7 separate regions of the Homo sapiens genome follow, and regions 1, 3, 4, 5, 6 and 7 are each linked to region 2. Evidence: chromatin loops called from intact Hi-C (ENCODE). Cell type or tissue: mammary epithelial cell. All regions are shown on one strand. Region 1 overlaps BBS9 (Bardet-Biedl syndrome 9). Region 2 overlaps BMPER (BMP binding endothelial regulator). Region 3 overlaps BBS9 (Bardet-Biedl syndrome 9). Region 4 overlaps BBS9 (Bardet-Biedl syndrome 9). Region 5 has its middle 31 kb from the start of FLJ20712. Region 6 overlaps BBS9 (Bardet-Biedl syndrome 9). Region 7 overlaps BMPER (BMP binding endothelial regulator).

Region 1 (4,000 bases), 470 kb after region 2:
TGTGGAAGACCACTTGGCTGTTCCTCAAAAAGTTAAACATAGAATTACCATATGATCCCACAACCCTACTTCTAGGTATATACCCAAAAGAACTGAATACAGGTACTCAAACACATACACACATGTTCATAGCAGCTCTATTCACAATAACCAAAAGGTGGAAATAGCCCAAATATCCATCAATAAATGAGTGGAAAAACAAAGCATGGTACAGCCACATAATGGACTATTATACAGCCATAAAAAGGAATAAAGTACTGCTACATGCTACAAAGTGGATAAACCTTCAGCACATTATGCTAAGTAAAAGAAGTCAGATGCAAAGATCACATATTGTATAATTCCAATTATATGAAATATCCAGAAAAGATAAATCCATAGAGAGAGAACTCAGACTGGTAGTTGCCAGGGTCTAGGGAAATGGGTTAATGAAAGAAACTGCTTATTGGGTAAGGCGTTTTACTTTGGAGTGATGGAAATGGTTTAGAACTAGATAGGTGTAGAGATCATACAACATTGTGAATGCATTAAATGTCAATGAATTCTTCGCTTTAAAATGATCAATTTTATGTCATGTGAATTTCATCTCAAATTATTTTTTTAAATGCTACATCACCAAAACTTCTGATGATATAGAGGACAGTAATGTTTGGAAAAATACAGACATTGACAATTCTATGTTTAAAAGTGATCCCAAATAGACTCTGAATGTGAAAAAAAAATTAAGAATACCTTGAACAAATTATTTTGCTTGTATTTTTCTTTATATGTCTATTTAAGTGTGATAAAACATAAAATTTTGTCTAAATCTTAAGAGTTTTTCAGTACATAAAAAATATTTAATAAGAGAAAATATTCATTTTAAAATCAAAATTATTTTCCCTTGTACCTAAAATGGTTTAAAAATCAACAATGCTACTTAAAGAGAAAACCCTGACAGGTTACGTCAATCAATTATGGGCATAGAAGACAGTTTTTGAAATAAACAAAGCAGTTAAAGATAAAGCCAAGAAATTCCAGAAACTATCTTAGGAGAATTTAAACCTTAAATTTCTACAGAGATATGAACATTACCCAAATGAAGGACTATCAGTTTAACGTAAATCACAATAGAACTCTTTTAGCCAGGTTCATCATTATGCAGATTTTCACACACTTCAGAACAAATTATCGATTTGTAGACAAGGCAGGATTAAGTGCCTTTCAGCTGTAGGAGGCTATGAAATAAAACTAAATAAAACTACATATGGTAAAAAGTGTACAATAACAAAGTCGCTTTAAAGTAACAGTAGTCTCAAACACCATCAGTATATTATAAAAGCAATACATTTTACAATCCATGTTATTGCAGGTTTCATTTAACTTATAAAGATTCATTTTGAATTTCAATATTACTTGGGTAATTAGAATGTTCCATGTAAGCTCAAACATAAGAAAAGAATTTTTAAAGTACACTTATATAATATATGGTAAAGACCAAGTTTTAAAAACTGGTCTCATTAACAAATTAAGCTTAGATTTTGGAGTTTAAAAAACTAAGTGCCAATAAGCACACCTAATGCCCAGATCTTGGTTTCTTCAATAAAAAGACCAGGGCTCCTTGGAGAAATGGCTGATTCCAGCAGGGGGCAAGAGATATATAAGACAAACCTGGAGCAGCATGTAGTGCCAGAGAGTAAGGAAGTGCTCAAAACAAAAACTCATTTTCAGTGCAAAGGCACTGAAATGAGATATTTTGAATATCTGCTTGCACAAACTGGCTATGAATTTGTAGAGACGGGCCACTTCTTTTAAATGCCTTTTAATTTCTTCCTATAGAGCAGAGCTTCTCAACCTCAGCCCTGTGGACATTTTGGGCTGGATACTTGTTTGCTGTGAGGGCTGCTCTGCCCTCTGTAGGAAGTTTAGCAACATCACTGGCCTCTACTTACTAGATGCCAATGGTATCCTCTCCCTTCTCCCCAGCTGTTACAATCAAAAATGCCCCCAGACTTTGCCAAATGTCCCGGAGTCTCGATCATCCCACTCCCAATTGAGAACCACAGCTCTAGAGAAATTTCCAAAATGCTGAGCAAAATAAAACATGATAGTTAAAACAAGCAGAACAATACCGCAAGATTCTGGCTGGCGTTAAAGAACAAGCAAAGGGAAGAGGGATCTCAATGGAAAGGAGTTCGTTTTGTCTTCTTGAGTGTTTATTTTCTTCTTTCCTCTTCAGTAATTGGCAATAAGGCCCTTTTAATAACTGGTTTAACACTGTACTCCTGATCCCCTAACTTCATTCCCACTGCTGCCAACAAGCCTCATGGCAGAAAAGAAAAAAGCCCTAGTGTTTGACACATTTCACAAAAGCTGTCCTTCAAAGACACTTGGTTGAGAAGTAATTTAATTAAAGACAAGGACAACAGCCTGCCAGTTAAACTCAGAAACACCAAATAAGGAGGGTGCTACAGTTTCTGGAATCCCATCTTTTCTGCTACTAATAAAACTCACTGAGCCCAGAGTACTAAAAGAATTGTCATAATGTATTCGGGGTGTGAAACTGAGAAATGTTCACCTATTCCAGTGAATCACTCTTCCATAACATTTGAAAAGAAGTGCAGTGTACTCCCCTTGGGCAAACACCTGTTTACAAACAGGAACATACAATTAACAGAGACTAGTTCCTTTTACACCCTGTGCCAAATTCACTGTAACTCATTTGGCTTCTGCCAGAATTGGATTCTAATCCTTTGTTCTAGACCATTAGCTATAATCTTTAGCTTCTTGTTTGTTACTTATTTTAGCAAAAAGCAGAGAAAGATTTTCCGCAAAGAAAAACTGGCACAGAATAGTTAATATAAACACTCCCCAAAGTGGTAAGGTAATCCACAAATGGACTAGAAATTTAAATGAAAGTCTAATTATATATACTGATACCATATACTCTCAAAGAAGAAATCTATGGAACAAATGAACAAACAGGTACATTGGGATGCTGTTCTGAAAACTTTATTCTCAAAAATACTAAAAGAAGCCTGTTTTTATCTTTTACATTTTTTCTCTCATTCAAAAAATCAACTTTTTACATTTTTCAGATGTGTTCCATTCAGCCTTTCCTCGGATGACTTTCACATTTCTTCTTAAAGAGTGATATAAACAGTTTTGCTAAATCAGACATTTTCTATAATAAGCATTATTCAAAAAACAAAAAAGTGCACAGAGTCATCCAGGCCAGACAACTGTCTCTTTTTGTCTCTTTTAAAAGCACACCTGAGGACTCCATTTAAATTGGATAGTGCTGATCTCAGAGCAGAACCAGCTAATTGTCTCAGAGCTAAAAGACTAGAAATTAAAAGCCTCAAACCTTTTCCTGATCCTGCCACTTGCTGTGTTACTTGAACGTCACTTAACCTCTTCGGACTTTTATTGATCTATAAATGGCAACTATTTGGCAAACGATAGGGTGATTTATGGAATGGGCACTTTAAGAGCATTGACTAAAAGTGGTTAAATTAAAAGTTAAGTTGTATTTTTAAACTCTAAATAGAGATATTGAGGTCTTTAACACTCTTTTCAGACACAATTTCCTGAAAGTTTCTTTTTTACAGATAAATATATCATGCTTCCAGACAAACTAACCTTGAGTTCAAAATCATCAGCTAGCTAAGGAAAATTCAAAAGACTTTTCATCCTAAGATACCATACATGTTTTCCATATATTCTGTGAAGTATTTTAGTGTAAATTATATCTTATTCCATCAACAAGTAAGTTTCAGAAGGTATCTGATCTCTCAACATACAGAAATGAATACGGTGACATTTCTCATTGAGTGACTATAGTGACAGTGCTTATTAAAACAATAACATGACCAAGACCCAAGAGTCCTTTTTCTTTGGTACAGAGAAAGTCTTAAAATCTTACCCTCAGGACAGGTGGAATAAAGGTCCTGAAATCTTCCTATCCTATTTCTCAATATTAAGAGACTAGTTTTGTAGAAGCGGAAACTCCTCTACATAA
Region 2 (4,000 bases):
ACCACTGCCATCAGGGGAGAGTATTTCTGTGGCCACTGGGGCTGAGCTGGGATAAGGAGCTGTCCACAGTCCCTTTGTGAACAGCAGACCTACAATCTGAAGCCAAGCATACTGGCTCCACGCTCCCCAGAACTCCTTCCCTCACCCCCTTTTCTCCATGATAATGGTGGCATCAAGGCTAACTATAAGGCACAGCCCTTAGATTTATTTTTATAATTTTTTCTTAAACTACAAAGGTCATACATTGTTATGGTCACCATTCAAAATAAAGAGACATATTTTTTACAAATTAATAATCTCTCCCAACTCCCACCAAAGTCATCACAGATAGCCACCAGGTATGTATGCTGCTTGGTATTGTTGACAGTGACTTCATTTTGAAAAGCGTAGTTCTTGCAAGCTAAATTTTATACCGACTCTCCCACCCCAAGAGAATTGTGAAAGAACTTCATTAACAGAGCTTCTGTTACCAGGACTGTATGGCTTTATGCATTCAGCAAACCTGGCTGCAACCTGGCTGCGGCCTTAGCCAAGGGCCACTCCCAAGCGCATCTCCTCTCTGAAGGGAAGAATCTTCAGATACAGAGAGTTCAAAGCTCTCAGGGCAGTCAAAGTGATGGCACAATCTGGGATCTGATAAATAGGAAGGCACACATTCGCTTAAATATAGGAACTCTGCTGACTTAGAAACCTGGGAGCCAGTCAAAATCCATAACAGGATCCCAAGATTCATAATAAATAGTTTGTAATTACAGTCCAGCACAAAAGTTATTCCAACCAGATGGTTTGTAGATTCACATCTGGATTTTTTTTTTTTTTTTTTTGTACACACACATAGAACAAACCTAAACCTTAGCTGTAGGTTTAGTGGGTTTTTTCCCCCTGATTACACTGGGAGTTTTTAAATATTCTATCAACGGTCACATTGGTACAGAACTGCCATATCTGATCATTGCCCTGGTGTCTGATTGGTGTGAATGTGGAGTAGTCTTTGGAATCCCAGGCCTTCCAAGAAAAAACTTTAAAAGCTCAGGGAATTGCTGGTGAGAGCCTGATTCCTCCATTTCCTTAATTGAGTCCAGCAGCTACAGAGTAAATTCAAACACAGGTTAATTAAGACCACTCCATTCACTTTCCCAATTTTGCCAAGAGACAAAAACACTTGTTCTTGAGCCAGTGGCTCTGGAGAGAAGTGGCACACGCAAAGCCATGCCTTCAGGACTCCCTCACCCCCTGGGCTGCCTCATCCCCACATGCACTATGTGTCACCACTGTGACTCAAGTTCAGGGCTCATTCCGTTCACATCTTCATTCAAGAAACATTTTCTAATACTGGCTCACACTTACTGAACTCATTCTCTGTGTGTTCAGGCTCTGTGCTAAGAATCTTATGTGCATTTTTTTCACCAAAAATTCCCAATGATCGCCATCTTACAGAGGAGGGATCAATGTTAGGAAACTTGCCCAGGGTCACCCAAGACACAGATCTGGAATACAAATAGAGGCCTGTCATTTAAATGCCTTCCCAGGCATTCAGGATGCAGAAGAGAACAAAATAATGATCCTGCCCTCAGGCCCCAGGGGAGATTGGTGTCTTCCTGGTGGCTCCAGACAGGAACTCTCTAACGAAAGCAGAGCAACTCCAGGGGCCTGTGTCATGGCCAACCATGGGAAGGTCTGCAGACACCAGCTGTTTTCTGGTAACAAGGAAAGTTGTTCCAATTTGGATATCAACAGAGATGTGCCTATCATGCCTCTGAAAGCCAGACTGGCATCCTCAAACACTTTTCCCCAAATCCCAGCTTGAGTTTGAGTCTCTCCAGATCTAAACAAGAGAAATGGTAGCAAAAATACACTCAAGGAAAAGGTCAGAATACTCTAAAAAAAAAAAAAAAAAAAACCTAACCAATGAATAAGAGCAATAAACCTTACTGCATCTTTCATTCTTAGTCTCCCGTGTGTCCCTCTTTCTACGGTTGCCAGCCAGTGGTCTACCTGCTGTCAAAGGCGTCTGTCTGCATTACTGCCTTCTTTCAGGAAGATAGTTAACCGATTCTTTAACATTGACCAAACACATCAAAACCCAAAATGTAGCCTCTGGAGGCACATTAAATGAAGTGCCAACATGAAAAACTAAAAGGGGGGCATAGGGAGTAAAACATTTTTTAAAAATCAACATGACTGGCAACAAAGCTCTATAAGGATTTGAGCCAAACCACAGCTCCCGCCGCAAGCCAAGTTCAAACAGGATTCCGGCAGCCAGCTTGCTGTGTCTGAGATCTGCCACGAGATGGCAGCACAGAGTCCCCGGTCTCAGGAATTGCAGCCTTGAGACTGCCAGAGCCTTGGGAGTATTTCCCAGTGTCTGATGGGGAGAGAAATGAGCTCTCCCATGAGCGTAGGGCGGAGGGGTACAGAGAAGATAGCAGAGCACCGCTGTGAAACGTTCTCGTGTGCTTTCCTTAACCAGAAAAACATGCTTTTGAGATGCTTCCGTTCTATTCCCAGCCCCAATGTCTTGAACGTATTTTTTTTTTCAAAGATTCTTCCAGAACCAATCCTATTATGGAATACGAAAAGTATTCCTTGACCTTTCATTTATAATAAAAAATAATAGAATCAAAATCTGGAGAGGAAAACGCAGCAGCTAATATGATGAGGGTAGTGGAGGGAGAAATGTCTGCGGGCGGATCCTTTATTTTTAGACTATGAAACACCATCACAAATCTCTTGAAATAAGAGTGAAAATGAAAATACCTCGTGTCTGCCTGCTGATCGTCCATTTGGTTAGCCATGTTGAAGATCAACACAAGACCCTTCCCCTAGATGATGGCATTATTTTCCCTCCATCCCTGTCTCTGATGACAGCAAAGCCTGCCTGGGAGGCAAACAGCTGTCATTTGGCAAACTAGCAAATTCAAAGTGACAGATCTTTTTTCAGGAAACTAAGAAGGCTGTGAGGTTGTGGTATTTTTTTCTGCCCGAGTGAACAATACTCAATATGTCAATGAAGCACACAGGCCAGGTAGTGTGACTGCTGGGAATAAAGTGGCGGGGTGCCCTGTTATTCCATCCCGGTAGTCTTTGTTGGGGAGGAGCTTACAGATTTTGCTGCCTTCAAGAATTCCCCACCAAAATACAAATACCCCTGGAGGTAGACCCACATTCATCCCAAATAGCCAATTTCCTGGGATAGATGCCCCAGCCTGGCGACTCTGAGAGGGAAAGTTGCTTAGCAGTGGAGGCTCTAAAGCTGAAAAACAAAGCCTTGGCACACGTATCACTATACTCAGTGCTGCGGGAGGGAGACAGAAATCATACAGCAAGGTTCCTAGTCTCCAGAAACCTACAAGCTCTTGGGGAAAATAAGACAACAGACAACAGCAGATCACACAAACACTGTGGTGTAACTTCTGGCACAGTGAGAAGCACGAAAGAGATCTTCACCTTGATTCAAAAGCCATCACCATTGCTGAGCACAAATAGGACATTTTGATGCTTACTCAAATTTTTATTATCTGAGAACTTACACAATAGTGGTCCATGTGGAGAGTCTCAAGATGGCTCAAATAGGAATTTGTTGTTAGGAATATGGATGTCTTGTTTCAAGTGCCCCAAGGAGGAGGAAGCAGGGGAAGCTGATCCCACATCAGCGTGTATATTCTCATCGGAATTTCTAGTCTCTCTATGTATGAAGTCAAAGAGTCAACTTCTCCTTGAAGTATCCCCATTGTAACCCAATTCCAGATCCCAAAGAGCCCAAGAGAACTTTTTAGCACTTTTGAACCCAGGTCACAATTTCTCCCAGGCAATATTATACCACTTCTCATAAACAGAAGAATAATACTTCAGGTTTACATAGCAGCTTTCTTCTAAAGATCTCTGTAGACATTATTTCATTAATCCTCACAGGTTTCTTAAGATTTGCAGATGGAGAAATGGCACACAATGAGGCTGTCTCAGATCCCTCAAAGAGGCAGCTAGCAGTGGACCTGGGAAC
Region 3 (4,000 bases), 690 kb after region 2:
AAGGTGAAAGTCCTGAAATAATTAGTTTTGGTATGTGACACTTAAGAGACTGTGATTCAAAATTATTACAGAGTTTAGTATCCATCTTGGTATTACAGAGTTAGAACTAAGTCAAAAGACTAAGTACTCATTGTATGCCTAACACTAGAAACACTAAGATCTGTTAAGAAGAGAGGGGAAAGGTTAAGGTTAAATCTGCTCTTAAAAAAATAAAATAAAGAGATAAAGCCTACTGGAAAGACAATATAAAAAATATAGGAAATAAAGGAAGCATGGCTGAGAACTCTACAAGGAAAATATACAAATTAGGAGAAAAATCATTCAACCACAAAGAATAAATTGTGGAAGCCCAAAGTGGACACCAAAGGAGCAGAATGATCCTTAGATCCCTTAGTATTTCATAAAACTCTGACTTCAAAAGCATACTCAGATTAAACTTAAAGCTCTAGTAATTATTAGAGCCTGGGTACAAAGTCTTTTTCTTTTCAATACAAAACAAGAGATTATTATCAGCAGGCAAAGTACCAAAAAGGGGCACTAATTAGGATACTCCCTGACTGTTCCCTGTTTCCAAAGCAGGATGGTATATCATAAAACAACAAATTGAACAAATATGGAAAGAGTATCAAATGTAGATATAGTACCAATAAGTAGTGGAAAGGGCAGTGATTTTTGATTCAGAAACACAAGATGATAAGGTTTTGAATTCTGGCTTTCACAGACACATCCTAAATATGTGACTTGGGTACTTTGTTTAATTTCATCCAGTTGGTATCTTCAAATGCAAAATAAGCCTTATTATAACCTCTATACCGCAATGGGTTGCTAGAAAGACTAAAGGAGGGGAGGAGGGAACCTGTATTAACTACCTGGTACAGTACATAGAACATGGTAGGAATGTATGGCAATCTTAAACCAAAATTTAGCATGCTTTAAAAAAAGTATCAAGCCAACTTCCCCCAGCACCCATACTTATTTATACCTTGGATATCAGATAATTTAGTTATTAAGTCTCACTCTTTACATACCAAAGGATAGAAAAGATCCCAGAGGAAGGTTAGGAAAAAATGTGCCAGGAAGTTGGAAATGGTTCAATTCAGAAATGTCAATTTTTATTTGCTAAAGTACTCAGTAAAACAGTGATTCCCAGGCTCATGAATTTCATTCACCTGTAACATTTCAGAAACTACTGGAGAACATCGTAGGGTTGTCAGCCTTGTGAAAAGCCCATCAGGATGTTTGTTTGTTTATTTGTTTGTTTGTTTTTTGAGATGGAGTCTCACTCTGTCACCCAGGCTGGAGTGCAGTGGCACAATCTCGGCTCACTGCAACCTCTACCTCCCGGGTTCAGGCAATTCTCCTGCCTCAGCCTCCTGAGTAGCTGGGACTGCAGCCATGTGGCACCACTTCTGGCTAATTTTTGTATTTTTTATTAGAGACAGGGTTTCATCATGTTGGTTGGCCAGGTTGGTCTTGAACCTCCTGACCTCAGGTGATCTGCCCGCCTCAGCTTCCCAAAGTGCTGAGATTACAGGTGTGAGCCACTCCGCCTGGCCCCAGTCAGGAAATTTTTTAAAGAAATAGATTATAATCACCAATATTCTCTTAAAAGACAATACTAATACAAATAAGTAGGAAGTAAAAAATGTCATCACTAAGTGTAGTCCTCTAACTGAATAAATTTTAGCTTTAACTTACTTACATTAGCTCTTTTTCGTCCATTATCTTAAGACCATCCAAAACTTTAACATAGGATAGTAATTGAGAACCTCTGTTACAACTCAGCATTAACCATTTTTAAGGAACTTGGGAACAACTATTATAAAGAACTCAGAAAACAAACACAAAAAGTTTTTCTCTTCCAGGAACAAAAGAAAAACTGGTTCCTATTCAGGCCTAGGTGAGGAAACAGACATTTTCCATAAATATTCTGACTTGTTAAAATCTCACTACTCTAAGAGTTCTGGAATCAAAAAGTGAGACAAAGGCTCCCTCTGCTGACAAGTAGGCAGTACGATCCCATTAAAAATCTTCCCAATATTAATTGGATACTGCATAGGCTTTTACTATTCTCTATCAAAGACTGGCTTTATTTTATGCCTTAAAACAGGAATTCAGCTGCATCAGATATGAATGTGAAGGACATGTGTAACTATGTAACACTCCTTGTGTATTCCAATAGATATTTCTAAATCAGCTTTCAAAATTCTTGGTTTCTGCTCTATGCTCTAAAAGTTAACTGAGCTCCAATGTCATACAAGGAGGAAATTAAACAAGGAAGGCTAAAGAATTGAGACAGGTTTTAAGAGGGTTTGAGGAACAACGGTAGCAATCTATGAATACATTGATGACCTTTTCTAACAGAAGTCCAATGAAATTAACAGAACCAAATGAAAGACTTCCGAATTAACAGTAATAGCCATTTACAACGTGGTCCATACATTATTAGCACATCCAACTATTCTATAACTTGGGAACGTCAAGAATTATTGTCCTCATTTACTGTGGAGAGACCTAAGGCTCAAGAAAGTTCAAATGATTTATTAAAGGACACACAGCTGGTAAGTAGCAGGGCCAGAACTCAACACTACGTCTTCTAACCTTCCTACTGTTTCTCCAACTGAATGTTATGCATAGTGTAGGTACCTAATGACATAATTTCTAAATTCCTTTCTGATTCCAAATTTAACATGGTCTATCATTACCATAGCATTTTATATGCTTATAAGTAACATCTAATTTAAATATAAAATGTTAAATATTTCACTTTAGCAGACAAAACTTGATGCTGAATTCTTTGTTAATTGCTTGCAAATGTAAATAAAATCAAACAATAAGTAGGGGACAAGTAGAGGAGGAGAATAGCATATAAGACCCTGATTCTCAGACTAAAATTACTGTATAAAATGTTTGTTCAAAGCAGTACTTTTAAGTACATCAATATGCTGCAAAAAAAAAGTAAATAAAATTTAGAAGCTAAAAACTAAGTAAAAGTGTGAACCCCATAAAGGTAAAAAGAGCTGTTGGGCATTTTCCTAAATCAGACAACCATAAGCTTCAGTTTTCCTGCTCTCAAATGAGATACAGTAAAGGAGAAAAAACTTGTGGACCACCTTTTGTGGAGAATCTAGTAGATCCTCATATTGACTTTATCTCCCCAGTACAAAGCAAAGACCACAAAGAGCTCTACCTCTACTGTAAGGAGAACTTGTAAATAGCATTCCCCCTCAAGCCCAGGAGAAAGCAAAATAAAGTACACATCTCAAAACCTGGAACCAGATGAAGGAAAAAAAAATCTATCCTAGGAATTCATAAACCCCAAACTGATTTTAATGTGGGTTTGCAGACTAAATTCATTCTATTGGACGACCCAAGAAACCTCAGTCTGTGATTTTAGTATAAAGTGATACTGGGTTGGAAGTACCACCAAACATCTGACAAAAGATTACTCAAATCTTTGAAGAAAGACACCAATCATTCCCATTGATAATGTTCAAAAGAATATGACCTCAAAGTCAAAGTTACAATACACAAAAAATTGAAGGTAACATGACCAAGAAACAGCAAAAATAATAGAGAATGAGATGAAAACTGCAAAGACTTCGTGTACTGAAATTGACAGAAAATATAAAAATATTACACTTTCTGTTTAAGGAAATAAAAGCAGGTATTAAAAATGATTAAGAGACCTTATCAATGACCAAGCGAAATTTTTAAAAGAACAGAAATTTGAGAAATAAAAAATATAATAATTAAGAGTGAACAAAGTTAACAAAACTCTAAGAGCAGTTTTAATAAGAATTTGTAACTAAATAGCAGTGATTTAGAAAGCAAAACAAATAAATCTAAAAAAATCCAAGATGCATCAAAATACTAGAGATGAATGGAAAATACATGTGAAGTTAAGAGACATAAAGAATAGCATAAGATTGTCTAACTTATATCTAACTGGATTTTCACAGGTACATAATAGAGAAAATATGGAAAAAGCAACATTCAA
Region 4 (4,000 bases), 750 kb after region 2:
CTGTCTTTTCCTTATCTGTCTATTCCAAGAAAACTAACACAGTGCCTGGGCACTCAGAATTCTTAGTAAATATGCATCGAATGGATGAGGGGATGGACAGACGGAGGGACAAAGAGAGATGATGTAAGGGAGGAACAACACACCAGACTTGCTTCAGTCCCTGAAAGTGCCCAAGCACCTACAACAAACCAACAATTCCTTCCCAGTGTCCCTGTTACACACTTGAAAGATTCCTATATAAGGTTCATCATCTTTTCACAGCCAACAAGGTAAATTTCGGGTAACTGAGGACTTTGGGTCAGTTACTACAGGGACTCTAAATCAGACTATCAGTGAAAGAAATTCTAGCTCAAATATCTTGATACTACATAGACTACAAGAAGTATCTTATTTTACTACGTTAAGTATATGCAGCTGTTGACCTTAAAACAATATTATTTTCTTCACCACTGGCTTTCTGTGAATCAATATTAATGCTGTCTTTTTCCAAATATTATTTTGAAATGGCAAGTTTGTCTTAACTAGGTAAAATACCATGTTAACAACCATTGGAAATTTTAGTAACACAAAGAAACAAAAGCAAGTGAAAATCTGGCAAAAATATCATTTTGTTCTTTTTTCAAAAACAAGTAGAGTTCAAATTACCAAAACAAATAAATTCCACCAATATTACTAACATATCTTAAATCTATTAAAATCTACCTTTTCAAAATTGATTTAGTATATGTCCAAACTGTAACTTGTTTGTCTATGCTTATGCTACTCACTAAATTTTGCAAGCATTAATTTGTCAAGAGCATAAAAAACAAAGATAAACTAATATTTTTTTAGAACCCAAAATCACATATTCCTTCAAAAAAGCAGCTTGGATTTAAATTTTAAAAAACAACGAACATTTTTAACTTCAAACACACTTCCCCTCTGCAAAAATAAATAAATAAAAGCCCAATACAACCAATTAATATTATAATTTTTGGAGGAATTTTAAATTTTTTTGGACTTTTCTTACAAACCAAAGCACCAACCAGAAAAATAAAACTGAAAAAGCAAACATACGACCCAGAAGTTAACATATTTCCCATAATCTATGAAGAATCAAAGATATGCACTTAACTTTAGCCAAACCAAACTACACTCCATTCTGATAGGAAAGTTTTTTCTGAATGGGGGAGGAGGTAAATTCACTCACAGCCCAATCAAGGAGGCAGTTTAGTGTGACTAATACCAGAAGCCTCTAGATGCAGACAGGCTGGGTAGAAATCCTCCCTCCACCACTCACAGTTACTTTTTCAACCTGTAAAAGCTCTTAGAACACTGCCTGATACAAAATAAGCATTTTGCAGACATAGGGCTATAGCACACCTCTAGATCACTGCAGCTTAGCATTACCTGGAATATTGTCAGAAATTCAGCATTTAAGGTCCAATTTCAGACTTACAAGAATCCGCATTTTAATCACGATCCCCTTATAATTCAAATGCAACTTAAAAGTTTTAAAAAAGTTAAAAGTTTGAGAAGCACAGCTAGAAAGCGCTTTTATATTATATTCTGTTATCTGTTATAATTAACTGTCTTTTAAAAACCCACCCTGTTGTGCAACTCAAAGAAGTTACATTTATTTTTAATAAAAGACAAAGCATTATTATGGGATCAACATTCCTCCATTAGTGATTTCTTGCCATACCTTATTCTAAAGCAGCAGCAACTAAGGCCAAAAGTTATAGAGGACTGCCATCTAGTGTTAGTTCATTTTGACGCACACACAAAATACTGCACACCTCTTCTCCCACTGCCTTTCCATAATTTAAATAACACATTTGCTTAAAACTGTGTTGGGCTTTAGTTTTGTTTAATTCCTTTATTGAGACATGACATGAATACCAAACAATAATTCCATAAGATGCCATATGAAATAGAGGAAAGTAGAAAACAAGGATTTTTAGGTTTCTTTTTTAAATAACATCAACTCCAGGGAAGCTTTCCAATTAAAAGAATCACCCACTCACTACTGGAAAGGTGCACACTAAATATACATTAAAGACATCAGGCTTAGAAAGTGGGCTTTCTTATGAAATGTACAAGTCTTGGAGTCTTACTTTCTTCTACCTAAGTTCTGAACTTTTTGCAATTTATACAGTATTTAAGGACTAAAGCTACTTTCATATTGGAAAAAAATATTTTACAAGTGTCTGACTTAATAACTCAACCTCTCCACTCTATCCTAAGGAAATAATCAGAAATGTAGATAAAGATTTATGTAAAAAGATGTTCATTCATAGCTTTGTCAGAAGCATCGGAACCAAAGCGACTCCACCGTGAATAGGGACTGGGTAAAATGAGGCTGAGACCTACTGGGCTGCATTCCCAGAAGGTTAGACATTCCAAGTCACAGGATAAGACAGGAGGTTGGCACAAGGTACAGTCACAAAGACCTTACTGATAAAACAGTATGTAGTAAAGAAGCCAGCCAAAACCCACCAAAACCAAGATGGCGACCAAAGTGACCTCTGGTTGTCCTCACTACTCATTATCACTAATTATAATGCATTAGCATGCTAAAAGACACTCCCACTAGTGCCATGTCAATTTACAAATGCCATGGCAACATCAGGGAATTACATTGTATGGTCTAAAGAGGGGAGGAAACCTCAGTTCTGGGGAAATTGCCCACCCTTTTCCTGGAAAACTCATAAATAATCCATCCCTTGTTTAGCATTTAATCAATAAATAATCATAAAATAGCCAATCAGCAGCCCTCAGGGCTGCTCTGCCAATGGAGTAGCCATTCTTTTATTCCTTTACTTTGTTAATAAACTTGCTGTCACTTTACTCTATGAACTTGCCCTGAATTCTTTCTTGTTTGAGATCCAAGAACCCTGTCTGGGGGTCTAGATCAGGACCCCTTTCCAGTAACATTCTCCTGGTGAACCATGAAAGAACGATACGAAGGAGACTCCTGACCCAAAGGAAACAGAATGCAGAACCCATTGGCCGACTATGGTTAAGTGGTGGATTAGAGGCCCAACTTAGAAGATTTAAAGTCTCTCCTAAGACAGAATGGGTTAAATGACCCTCTTAATAAAAAGTAAGGATTCTCGACAAATTTGGGTTCGAGACCCAACTTAGGAAGGTTAGAGTTCTTCTTAAGATTTAGGCGGTTAGAGGCCCCTCTCAGTAAAATCTCTTGGTTAAAAATGAATTTGGCATTATGGGATGTTAACCACTATTTTCTTTGGATTAATCTGCCTTGCGCTCTTTGCTGATGGCTGTGGGGGGATTAGGCATGTACAGGATCACCGGACATGGGGAGCTTCTTTTCTCCCCAAAAGGGGAAACTTGAAAGCTGATGGGACTGCTGGAAAAGATCCCTTAGCAAATTACAAGCAACCACCTGAACTTTGTTTAGTGTCACTGCAATGGTGGGTCTTTCTCTAGCTTCCCCTAAGCTCCTCGTCTTCCCACCCCACTGCAGGCAATGCTTTTCTCCCTTCCCTTGCCTTTCTTCTCTCACTCTCTCTCTCTCTCTCTCTCTCTGTGTGCAAACTGCTTATAGGTGTGGTAAAAATCACTACCTCTTGCAATATTTTAATTAATGAGAAAAAGGATTTGTGAGGCTGGTCTTAAGCTATAGCAACTCTGGGGAACTTTCTGCTATAAATGTTTTTTACTATATTCTGTCATAAAGAGGAGTACCTTAAGATTGAACATGGGCTTAGGACACATGGGCTTAGAACAAGCCTGCTGTTCAAGCTAGCCCAGCAAACTAGTCAGCTACAAACTTTGCTGCAGGTTCCTGAAGCAAACAAACAAAAAAAAACTGAATGAGGTTCCCCGCTTGTCTTGTTTTATGTCCTTGGGAGCTTGACCTTTTAAGTACGTGGCAGTACTTTCTCTTGTTCTCAGCCATCTGGAGGACAGGAATTTTGGAGTTTATGTCAGAGCTCTAAAAATTATCTCAAGCAGTTAAAAGCTTTTGCAAGCTCAAAATTGACTGCTCTAG
Region 5 (4,000 bases), 180 kb after region 2:
GCAGTGGAAGGAGCCAAACAATAGCATGCTTTGTCTTTGGACTCACGAATTTTATTTCTAAGGTGTTGGGTGCCATTGGTCCTTGAGCTATAGTGCTCACTAGACAATGGGAAATTATGTAGACGAATTGAAGGACATAGCCTATATAAATTCCTAATCTAGTAAAACTTCAGCTCATGCTAGAACCAAACTTGTCTCCAAGGTTTTGAGCAACATTTGGTCTTACCATCTCTTCCTCTCTCAGGCACATGTGGACTGCTGGGTTCTAGGCTAACTGGAAAGGAAACAAAAGCTAAAATCTTACAGCCAGAAAACCTGTTTATATTTAATTGATAGTCTTAAAACTTGTGTCTGGGAGGAAGTGTGGTCTAATTGTTACAACTGTGAGCGATCCCTAATTTCATGAGTCTAGTCTCTTTTACTATTACCAACAAATCATACAAGAACTTCGGTGATTTAATTTAAACCAAAATGGCCTAGTTTTCTTGGTGAATGATAAGAACCTAGAATTAAAGACGTTATTCAGGTGTAAGTGTTATTCAGGATTAAATTCTCCGAAATGGAGAATTAAATCCTGGGCAAGGAGCTTGAATTTGTGAGCAAACGACCAAGAAAGAGAACCAGTAGGTATTGCTTTTGGAGAGGCAGCCTCAGCATCCTGATATTTACAAAATTTCTACCCAGGGACCCAGGAATGAATTTGATTCTCAAAAAGAGTTTAAAGACACCCCTCCCAGAAGTCTTTAAAGGCAGTAATGAGTATTGGTGAACAATTTCCATTACTTGAAAAAAAAAACCTTGATAACATTACATAGGCATGCTATCTAAAATACTAAATGTCTTTAATTTTTAGCTGGAGAAACATAACTTACTTGATAACACATATTCTGAGCAGAAGCTCTGATAGTCTTTGATTAATGAAAACCCCCAAATGAATTTTTATTACTAATTAAGGTTTGTTTGCTACATTAAGTCATTTAAAATACGGGGACTATGAGGAAAGAATAATAATAAAAAAGGTACTTGGAGGAGATATTTGCTTGTTGGACCATTGGCTCGTTAGTTTGTTTTGAGAAGGGTTGGAGAAATGAAGGAAAGAACTAAAATGAGTGTGAAAAGAAAAATAGAGTACAAAATTTCAGTTAGATGGCAGGAATTAGTTCTACAGATCCATTGCACAATATTATGACTACAGTTAATAACAATGTATTGTATTGTATTGTATTTTTGCAAATTTGCCTAGAGAGTAGATTTTAAATGTTCTCACCACACAAAAGATAAAAAGTGTGTGAGGTAATGCATACGTTAATTAGCTCAATTTAGGCATTCCACAGAGTATGCATATTTCAAAGTAACATGTTGTATGCAATAAATAGATGCAATTTTTATTTTTCAATTAAAAAAATAAATTTTTAAAAAGTAAGCAAGTAAAACAGGAACAAAAAGAGAATAGTCAGCAAGCAATCCACGAAGCATTTATAAATTGAGTAATAGATTATAGCGCCACCTCGTGGTTGGAGGAGTTTTTGTTTTGATCATTCATTTAGGTTTCATTCCCCTATTGTTACTGCAACAAAGATAGAAAATAATTACTCTCTAAATAGGATGCTTTAAGGGCAGGATACCCTAGGTATTGCCAGGGTGCCTTCAAGTGTGTTTTACTTACAAAAATATAAGCCCCTGAAATGCTGATGGACCACAACTTGATACTTTCCAGAGTGGCAATTAGGAGGCTTTTTTCAACAGAATTTTCTTCCTAACAGGTTATGAATAATACATTGCACCAACGTATAACCATTGTGGGTATACATTGTTACCCAACACACAGGCACAATTCTGCTTGACAATAGACTATGCCTCCTAGTAACCTGAGGCGAACCCAGCATACGCTCAGCCGGCCTGCTGCCTGCTGGCCTCCCCAGCCAAACACGTGGCCAACACCATTCATCAACTGGAGAATTTCACCCAACGACAATCTTTCTCCACACGGCATTCCAGGCACTACTACTAATACAGCAACTTTGACATAAAATCCTATTTGCCTACCCAGCCTTAAGTCAGAGATGTCACATAAATTTGAGATCTCACTCTTGGGAGGCAGTGAGGCACAGGAGAAACACTGTGTGTTGACAGTCACCCTAACCTAGTTTCATCTCTCAGCTCTGTCAGTCACATAGCTATGTGTGCTTGAGCAAGTGACCTCGCCCCTCTGAGTCTTGATTTTCCTCTTTCTTTTTTTCTTTATTTTTTTTGAGATAGAGTCTCTCTCTGTCGCCCAGGCTGGAGTACAGTGGCACGATCTCAGCTCACTGCAACCTCCACCTCCCGGGTTCAAGCGATTCTTCTGCCTCAGCCTCCCAAGTAACTGGGACTACAGGTGTGCGCCACCACGCCCGGCTAATTTTTGTATTTTTAATAGAGACAGGGTTTCACCATATTGGCCAGGCTCTTCTCAAACTCCTGACCTTGTGATCCGCCCACCTCGGCCTCCCAAAGTGTAAAACAAATTACAGGCTTGAGCCACCACGCCCAGCCTCCTCTTTCTTAAATAATGATTATATCACCCAACAGGATTACTGTCAGGATTAAGTGAGATAACATTTCCAAGTCAGGCAGCATAGTGCCTTGAACTGAGTATGTGTTTAGCAAATGCTAATTCCCTCTCCTGCCAATATTAATCATAAAAGGAGTTACGCATCTTACTTTGAACTCCAAATTCTCTCTTTGGTACCCCCTATCAATCTCCCCAGTTTTGGCTGTTCAGCTCTTGTGTGAACAGCAGTCTCCCTTTATTCGTGGAGAGTACATTCCAAGACCCCCAGCGGATGCCTGAAACCTTGGATAGTACTGAACCCTATAGACACTGTTTTTGCCTATACATATATGCCTATGATAAATTTATAAATTAGGCACAGGAAAAAATTAACCATAGTGAAATTAGACACTATAATAAATACTGTAATAAAATTTATATTAATATGGTCTCTGTCTCTCTCTGTTTCTCAAAATATCTTAATGTACTGTACTTAACCTATTTTTGGACCACAGTTGAGGTAACAGAAACTTGGGAAAGCTAAACTGTGGATAATGAGGGCCAACTATAATTAATTCCGAAAATAAGTAAAGCTCGAGAAGAGGAATAGATTAACTCTATTGTGAATTTTAGAGCAAGTTAAAGAACAAAATACAGACTGAGAATTGCCAAACACTTGGTCTGAGCAGTCAATTCTCATCCGTGTATAAGCTTTGACCCTATACAACCAACAAGTGTTAACAATCCCATTGTGCTCAAAGTGGCCACCAATCAGACAGTTAAACCTATGAAACCATGAACATAAGCCACCAACGCAAAGTGAAAAAACTCAGTTAGGAGGCACAACTGAGCAAATTCACCATTCCCCAGGCCATTTCTGCCCAAAACTCTGGTTCCACGTTCTACGACAATGGAATCATTTGCCCAGCAACCCGGCTTTACCATGCAATCTTCCTCTGCTTCCTTCCTTTGGAATAAATAGAACTTGTCCCATGCTCTCTGTGGCTGATCCCCAGTGCAGACGCCAGCTTTCACTGATTTCATGAGTACAGAAGGGAAAGCCAAAAAATCAACAAAGAGAGAAAGCTACTACCTTGATCTATTTCTAAACAGCAACTCTGCTGTTTTTCATGGGCAGACGGGAGCTGTGAATGTAATTGTGACCAATGCTGAGATTAAACCCATGAATGATTTGGCTTGAGCTTTTAAGAGTGATCAAAATTGTGGAGCATAGCCTTGTTTACGGGTTTATAGATCTGCCTGGGGCATCCGACGCCCTTGACTATGATTTATTATTACAGGACAGAGATTATCTCAGACTGGGCTGGAAATGGATCTTGGCTGAGTTATTTAACTCACCGGATGCAATGTGTGAGAGTTGATGGCCTTGTTTCTCAATTTGTCAGTTGTAAAGGGAGTCCCCAAGGCTCAATTTCAGACCCAGTATTGTTTACATAGCCCGGCAAT
Region 6 (4,000 bases), 510 kb after region 2:
CACAGGGAGGGGAACAACACACACTGGGGCCTCTGGAGGGGGCTGTGGGGGAGGGAGAGCATTAGGAAATACAGCTAATGCATGCTGGGCTTAATACCTAGGTGATGGGCTGATAAGTGCAGCAAACCACCGTGGCACACGTTTACCTATGTAACAAACGTGCACATCCTGCATATGTACCCTGGAACTTAAAATTAAAATAAAAAATTTTTTTAAAGTGTGCCTGTTTGTATTATCATCATACTTTAAAATAAGTAATGATAAAAATTAATAATAATAATTGAGCTCCACTGGATAAAGTGGGGTCTAAGTAGAAAGACTAACAATGGGATCTATAACTAGACTGTAAGTTTAGACATAGGGTTGGGAAGGGAGGAGAACTTCTCCATTTATGTAGAATGGTAGATAACAAAATGGCACAGGAATCAAAATAACCCAATACTCTTCTATGTGTTTACTGTAGATTAGAATGTCCTTAGATAAGTGGTTTTCCTCCTCACTGCTCAGTTTCTTGTCTGTAAAATAGAATGTGATCACTTCCCCTTTATTTCATACTTTAGGGGAAGAAGAGGTCAATAAACATTTTTAAAATATTAATTTATATCCAAAAAATCATAAACTTTTTAAATTTTTTTACCATAACATGATGGTGAGTATCTACTTGCACATCTGTTACTCTGAGTGATCAAATCTCTTAAGTTATAACAGGAACTTCAGTTACTCCATATTCTAGATCCTTCTTAAATAGCAGCTAAACAAGGAAGTACATTTCCATTTCCATTAAAAAAAATCTTATAATTATACGGCCATCAGTATAAAAGAAGAAACCCCCAAATAAGAAATTTCATTACACTATGGTCTGCATATTAAAATTTCCTACAAAATTCTGTTAAACCCTCTGCTTAAAGTCTTATTACATGTGCTTTTTTTAGATATTTTTAAATACCTGTTTCTGGTAACAGGAACTTTTTTAAAAGTTCATTTTGAGATATTCTCTTACTAGTGTAGTTCTCACACATTACAAGAGAGAAGGCTGCCAGGCATTTTCCTGGACCCTGCCTCAGAATCACCAGGGAACCTTTTAAAAAAAACATCTCTTCTCGTTTGAAATTTGGTGAGTCTAAGGGTGGAGCTCAGGAATCTGTATTTTTTAATGTTCCCCTCCAGACTGAACCCAAAGCAAATTTCAGAACTACTAAAGTGTCAAATGTATACATTTCAAGCAGCATCTAGCTGGCAGCAGAAAACTGTTCTTTGGAAAAGGAAGAGTTCTCTCCTTTTATAAGAATAGAAAGTAATCTTCTCTCTATTCTCTGGAAATGATAAGCCAAGTTTTCCTATATTCTTCCATAATCACCTTGCTGGAACCACTTGTTCTTCAAGCATGAAATCAAAAAGATAGAATTTTTTTAAATATACAATACACATAGTGTATGTGTGTGTTTTTCCAGCTACAAGGTGATGAGAAAAGCAAAGTTCATCATTAGTTAATGTCAAGTTTGAGACAGACTGTATTGCTGGTGGCCGGAGCAAAAAAATGCCACTGAGTAGCTGAAAACTCAAAAAGTGTCCTTTAAACCAATCAAGAAATTAATTGAAAGTTTAGTAAAATTTACTGAACTTTCTTTTCATTTTATTTGCTTCACTTCAAAAAGGAATCAAAGTGGTCCTTTCACTTTCCCACCTGGGAAAAAGCTTTACTAGTCAGACTTGTAATTTTAACCAAATCATGGCTACCCCCTGGTGGCTGCTTACCCCAATTACAAGGTTTTTAGAGAGGTTTAAATTAACATACTGAAAGAAGACTTCAAGTTTTGTCTTTGAAGAAGGAACAGAAACTAAATTTGGTCTCGAAATGTCCTGGTATGCTCATTCTTGTAAAGTAATGATCCCAGGCCTTTAATTTATTTCCTGGGGCACCTATAATTTCTGAAGTTTACTGACTCTGAATTGTGTTGCTGAAACAATGCAAGATTTTTAAATACTTTTTTTTTTTTGCTTTCTACATTTATATATTCTTCACACATCATATGAAAGGCCCTCTTAATCCTAGACCCTGCTACCAGAAGCACAGTGTGCACACCCGTGGGCCCTGACTCAAAAACCTTTGTTTTTCTCATCCCCTTATAGCTAGAAACACACACACACACACACACCCCCAAGGTATACATTTTCATTTTAAAATTCTATCTTTTTGATTTTGTGCTTGAAGAACCAGTGGTTACAGCAAGGTGATACATGCCTCCCCTGCTGTATTCCCACAGGCTCCAGGCTGCTCCTGACCCCAGCAGCAGAGGCAGATGTTCTCTGCTATGGAATCGGGTCCGCACTTGTGCTTTTGTGGTCAATCTTATCACGTAGCCAGGCCTGTTAATGTCTCAGCCCCTCAGCAGGTAGCTTCTGTAGTATCTTTAACATGGCTACAGCTTCCAATTTGGCTGACTTTCTACCTCCTAAATCAGCAAAGTGTTCCGATCCCTGGCACTCATGATCACTGTCCTGGCCTGTTTGGAAAGCGGCATTCAGTTCTGATAGAAGGGTCATTGACCTAGTCACCCCAAGTTCTCTTCCAGCCAGTATTCCTTCAGGGACATTCATGTGCCAGACATAATTCAAACAGATGTGCTCATATATAAACTAAGGCCAGGCACGGATGGCTCATGCCTGTAATCCCAGCACTTTAGGAGGAAAAGGCGAGAGGATTGCTTGAGGCCAAGAGTTTGAGACCAGCCTGGGAAACACAGCAAGACCCTGTCTTTATTTTTAAAAAATAAAAATAAAAAATAAACTGAACATTCGCATTTATTAATTATACTTTTCTTTAAAAATCTGATAGCTCTGTTTCTCTGGTAATTAGCTGTCTTCTCATTGTTGAGAGCCAAATATAATCTTTTGTGCTTCTATTCTTAAATTATCACATTATAAACAGAAGACATAATTATTATAAAGTAGGAATTTAAAGCAGGACAATCAAAAGTAATTGAATTGTGGTAGCTAGAAAGCAGGAAAAGTTGGGCAACTATTTTACTACTTAGCCAATATTCTTAAAAACACCAACACAATTAAAGTATCATCACTATGTAATCACAAACCACTAAAAAATATCACTTTCTCTCTAAAAATGGGCTAGAAGTTAGAAAGAGAAGCTTCTTAAAGTAAATCACCAACAGTAAGAAAAATCAGCTAATTCTGCTATGGTAAATATTTATTCTTTGTGGTACACATCAAATATACAGTGGTCTGCATCAGAATAATATTTATTCACAAAGTAAAATGAATTACTTACATGTTACTGTGAAGTAATATGTCACACATTTTTTAAAAGACAGGAGCATACCATACAAACATAACTGAAACTAGCAACCAGAGTTAACTATATTTACGAAAAGCTATAGCAGCTATAACCGTACATACAATTTATATTTACAAGAAAAAGCACTTTCCAAACAGTATGTACCTTATGACCCAATTTAAAAATATTTCTATTTCTTATTTATATTTATACATAATCCAACACATTCATAAATCTGGAAGGCTATATACTAAATTTAAACTATGATTTTCTGGGTGGTGCAATTAGGGTATTGTTTATTTTTATTCCCTTCCCTTTTCTGTATTTTCTGACAAAGAATTCTGATATTTAGTACTTGTGTACTTTTTTAAAAAGTTATATTGAAAAGAAAAGCAAGTAAAATACACCATGCTAATTTTCAAGTGTTATCTGGAGGTACCAACCATGTCCTTTCTTTAAGAAAGATCAGTGTTACTTAGTAAATTAGAGAATGCTTTTCTTGTTTGAGGCCTTCTCAGAGGATGGGGAGCAGGAGTGCACATAGAACATTGTTCCAAGATCTCTACTGTTTGTTTCCATCATTTTTAAAATCTTAAATCCCTCTATATCTCAACATTCCAGACTGACTAAGAAAAGACAAGAGTATGTTTTGCAATAACTAGCTTTTGCTGCACTCTGCTGGAACATTCCCTAATGTTCTGTACAAAA
Region 7 (4,000 bases), 160 kb before region 2:
GCGAGTTTGCCTATTCCTCTTGGATTGCTCGGTTGGCATCTGGGACATGAAGGGAGAAGCAATATGAGGCTGGAGAAGAGAGATGAATATGAGATGAAAAAGGAGAAAGAAGGCAAGAACACACCCAACACTTTTTCTCTTCGAGGTAGCCTACATTTGAATCCAAATATAATCTAAACAACTTCACGTTAATTTTTCCAGGTGGGTACACAGTACACTGCCTCTCCAGCTCCCAGGAATTTCTATAATGCACTAATAAAGGATAATGCAAACAATTATTAAAGAGGGTTATCTAATTTGAGAAGTCAATTAGCAAAGCTAAGACTTGAGATGTGTTATCAATGCATTTGGTTAAAACTTTTCTGCAGTTTGTAACTAAATTATTTTGCACCCAAACATATTCAGTTAGTTAATTAAAGCAAGCTATGCTGATTGAAAAGAACTTAATTATATATCAAATTTTTATGCCAAATTAGCCAAAATGGGTCAAATTGATTTGTGAAGCTTAAAAAAAATTCCCAAAACAGAAAAAAATAAAGAAATATTGATTACTATGAAGTAATTTCTCATTCATTTACAAAGTGGTAGTTTTTCAAGTACTTACACACTGGACTGTTTACTATTAAAAATGTTAAATTGAATAAAAGACCAAAATAAATAGGAGTTATAAACCATAGACATTGCAGGGTGGGCACAGTGGCTCACACCTGTAATCCCAGCACTTTGGGAGGCTGAGGCAGGCAGATCACCTGAGGTCAGGAATTCGAGATCAGCCTGGCCAACATGGTGAAAACCCATCTCTACTAAAAATACAGAAATTAGCCGGGTGTGGTGGTGGGCGCCTATAATCCCAGCTACTTGAGAAGCTGAGGCAGGAGCATCATTCGAACCTGTGGGGCAGAGGTTGCAGTGAGCCGAGATTGCGCCACTGCACTCCAGCCTGGGTGACAGAGCAAGACTCTGTCTCAAAAAAATAAATAAATAAAATAAAATAAACCATAGACATCTCAAAAGTAAAACCTAATTCAGAGACATTGTCATTATTATTTTGACCTTATAAGAAGCATTATCTCATAATTATCATAGAATTTGCCCTGTGGGATTTGTTGTAAGAGTAAGGAAACCCAAAATGGGTAATATTTTCTCAGAAAAAATACTCTATTTGCATTCTCCCTTCCCTCTGTTACAAGACAGTGGTGCTCAGAAAGTTATTTGGGTGTGTTATGCTACTTCATTCTTTGTCCTTAAAGGAAAATACAGATATTTTTTGGAGAATGGGGGGAAAATAAAATAAATTTTTGAGTCTTGTAAGGGCTCAAAAAATGTGTCACAGCCACAGATCTGACTATACTTTTGGGTTCATTTTAGAAATTCCACCAATGATATCAAATGTACCAGCAAAAATTTACATGTGTGGGATGTATGATTGCTGATTTTGCCTTACTTTTTCAACATTATTTACAAGTACAATGAACACATGACATTCTCATGAGACAAAAAACAATAGTTTTTTAAACGATTGCAATGCAATCGTCACTTACACTACCTGGAGGAAGTGTCGCAAAAGAGAAACAGTTGATTTTGAGATTGTTCCACAGATGCATCAGGGGGAGTTTATGTAATCAGTCCTCCGTGATGACATCAGGAGAAAATGTGGACAATCAGAAAGGTAAACGGTGAATCCAGGGGCAAGCTTCTCCATAGAAAGTAAGAGATACAGGACAGCAGCACGCTCTGTGCCAGGACTACCGTGTGCCAGCGCTGTACCCTCCACTGGCCTCAGTCCTCAGAGGAGCAATCCTGCCAGGTAGTTACTGTGTATCAGTTCTTTCGATAAAGGATGTTGAACTCAGCTAGCCACCAGGGCACACTGCTAACAGTGGCAGAGCTGGGCTGGAGTCCAGCTTGCTGTCCCCTTCCCCACGGCTCATTCTCAGTCCATTGCTCCATAAAGTCTCCTACAAACCCTGAGGTTAGGTCCTTTCTGGAGCTCCACTGAGAAGAGAATATCTTTCCACATTGCACCTGGTTTATTTTCTTCTTCTGCCACACATGCACTTGGAAATAAGGGGGAGAAACAGGATCTGGCCAACACTGGCCACTCTCCCTTTCAGGTTCATGAAGGTGCATCCTCCTGTTGGACTGTGAGATCACCAGCAGAGGGCAGGGCAGGCAGAATTGCCCAGCTCTCCTTCCTGAGCTCCTCTGCCCTTTCCAGGAAGAAGTGGCCCACTGTGGAAGGGCACTCTACCATGACACAATGACACTGATCAGGAGAGCACAAGCCTACTTCCCACCACATCCTGGCCTCTAAATCTCCATGCACAAGGATCCCAAGAACATTCTCATGAGCTGCCCAACTCAGGGCATCAAGCCCTTTACACAGCTAAGCATCCTCCATTGTAGATGCTGTAGAATCATTAAGGGCAGAAGGGGAGCATTTGCCTGGCCACCTAAGGAATCCAATGCTCTTTATTCATAAGTGCCCAAGTCATCATTCGTAACTTCTGTTGAAGCGCTCATCATATTTCTGTTGCAGTCCAGAAATCATAACACTAAATAAATCACCGAAGGCAAAAAGCATAGAAATTCAAAAAAGAAACTAATCTCTTCAGACCTTCTCTCCAATTTTTGTTTTCAATACATCCCTTTGAAATGGGATAAAAATCAAAGGTGTAGGCTGCTTGGCCCTGGGAGAAGCACAGCCTTTCCATTCTATTTTAAGCAGAGAAGGGTCCAATCCAAATTTGCAAACAGGATAGAGGAGCTTCCAAAAGAGATCTTACTCTTCTTCATTACTGAATTAATCACGGAAGAAATGATGGCAACAATTATAGAGCGCTGACTATGTGCAGGCATTGTGTTAAGCACATGCATTCATGTTCATAATCTTACTGAATCTGGATGGCGACTCTTCAAGGTAGGTTCTTTTATTATCCCCACTTCACAGATAAGTAAGGTGAGGTTTAGAGAGCTTAGGTCATTGTTTTAGGTTGCATAGCTGGGCTGGATTTTGAATCCTGGGGCACCACAAAGTTCTTAATTGCTATATTCTACTGCTTTCCATCAGACCTTCAAGTGAGGGTTTTTAGATTCCAAATAAAGCCAGGTTTGTCTATCTAGCTGTTTAACTCACTGCAAAGTCTCACGTTAAGATCCCTCAGTTTCACTAGACAAGAGGTCAGTCTAGGGGTGGTACAGAGAGGAGAAAGAAGGGAACCCAGAGAATTCAAGTTATAACAGGAAAATGGCTTGAAGGAGCTAAACCCATGACTCGGAGCCAAATGGTTTGGCACATACAGCCATGTTCGGGGATTTGTGATGACAGGGACAGTCTTTTTTCCACCCCACTTCGAGCCGCCTTTATAGAACTTTATCTTTTATGTCCAAAGATCAAATAAAAAAATCATATTTAATGAGAACTAGGGGAAATAAACTGGTGGTAATTAAAGAGTAAAAATAACCTCTCTGTGGCTTCAGACCACAGGAGTTTTCTAATTTTAAGAGGCACAGGCAAATCACTTAAACAAGGCCTTTTGGGCTGTGTTCATCTTGTGTTTCCTCCCACACCCACAGTGGTTAAAGTTATAGGCAGCCATAGCTCTTGAACCCATGGAATTGTGTAGTAAATGGAAGTACACCCAGGCCAAACTCATCAACTCAGAAACACAACCTTGCAGTGCGGAAGTCAAATCCAAGTCTCCTTTGTAACCAGTTGCTTTGCGTGGAAGGGGGTTAAAAAGAGTTAGAAAAGGTTATGGAGTCCTGAGTCTTAATAAGAGTCCTTCCTCCCTCCATCCTCAAGCCCTGTTTCTACTGTCATCTGACTCTAGACGTGAAGTCTCACAGTTGGCCAAGATCCAAATAATTCTCATTTTGCTTCCTTATTTTCCATGTGCACATTTGATGTGGGCTAGACCATAAGGCAGACCTAAACTCTTCCTCAGGTAGAATAACCAGACTCATTCAAACACCCAAAGGCAGCCAAGTGACTTGAGAT

Evidence for each region. A loop is a pair of places that touch in the nucleus more often than their neighbours do. Peaks named below come from ENCODE experiments on the same cell type or tissue, not always from the same donor. Only the 100,000 strongest peaks of a DNase experiment are listed, where the experiment ranks them.
Region 1: it touches region 2 in a loop (2.8-fold over the local background); 9 of 110 quality-filtered maps call a loop at or near these places.
Region 3: it touches region 2 in a loop (11-fold over the local background); 63 of 110 quality-filtered maps call a loop at or near these places.
Region 4: it touches region 2 in a loop (23-fold over the local background); 42 of 110 quality-filtered maps call a loop at or near these places.
Region 5: it touches region 2 in a loop (10-fold over the local background); 48 of 110 quality-filtered maps call a loop at or near these places.
Region 6: it touches region 2 in a loop (2.8-fold over the local background); 10 of 110 quality-filtered maps call a loop at or near these places.
Region 7: a loop joins it to region 2, with 4 times the contacts of the local background. A loop is called at or near these places in 2 of 110 quality-filtered maps.

The regions. Positions count from the first base shown.
Region 1 is chr7:33,457,319-33,461,318 of GRCh38, reverse strand. The region is part of intron 19 of BBS9 (Bardet-Biedl syndrome 9); the gene reads right to left. Among named protein-coding and RNA genes, the nearest start is that of FLJ20712, 270 kb to the left of the region's middle. In mammary epithelial cell, a CTCF peak has its summit at 1,897 (motif pointing left); no DNase peak of the experiment used is centred here.
Region 2 is chr7:33,931,342-33,935,341 of GRCh38, reverse strand. All of the region lies in intron 2 of BMPER (BMP binding endothelial regulator), which reads right to left. Among named protein-coding and RNA genes, the nearest start is that of BMPER, 28 kb to the right of the region's middle. RefSeq lists a silencer at 2,168-2,434. In mammary epithelial cell, a CTCF peak has its summit at 2,286 (motif pointing right); DNase peaks (open chromatin) are centred at 1,271 and 2,281; H3K27ac peaks cover 435 bases.
Region 3 is chr7:33,241,498-33,245,497 of GRCh38, reverse strand. The region is part of intron 5 of BBS9 (Bardet-Biedl syndrome 9); the gene reads right to left. Among named protein-coding and RNA genes, the nearest start is that of BBS9, 110 kb to the right of the region's middle. In mammary epithelial cell, a CTCF peak has its summit at 1,989 (motif pointing left); no DNase peak of the experiment used is centred here.
Region 4 is chr7:33,183,632-33,187,631 of GRCh38, reverse strand. All of the region lies in intron 5 of BBS9 (Bardet-Biedl syndrome 9), which reads right to left. Among named protein-coding and RNA genes, the nearest start is that of BBS9, 56 kb to the right of the region's middle. In mammary epithelial cell, a CTCF peak has its summit at 1,729 (motif pointing left); no DNase peak of the experiment used is centred here.
Region 5 is chr7:33,755,271-33,759,270 of GRCh38, reverse strand. No RefSeq gene overlaps it. Among named protein-coding and RNA genes, the nearest start is that of FLJ20712, 31 kb to the right of the region's middle. In mammary epithelial cell, a CTCF peak has its summit at 1,501 (motif pointing left); no DNase peak of the experiment used is centred here.
Region 6 is chr7:33,421,552-33,425,551 of GRCh38, reverse strand. The region is part of intron 19 of BBS9 (Bardet-Biedl syndrome 9); the gene reads right to left. Among named protein-coding and RNA genes, the nearest start is that of BBS9, 290 kb to the right of the region's middle. In mammary epithelial cell, a CTCF peak has its summit at 1,737 (motif pointing left); no DNase peak of the experiment used is centred here.
Region 7 is chr7:34,086,469-34,090,468 of GRCh38, reverse strand. All of the region lies in intron 13 of BMPER (BMP binding endothelial regulator), which reads right to left. Among named protein-coding and RNA genes, the nearest start is that of BMPER, 180 kb to the right of the region's middle. In mammary epithelial cell, a CTCF peak has its summit at 2,155 (motif pointing right); no DNase peak of the experiment used is centred here.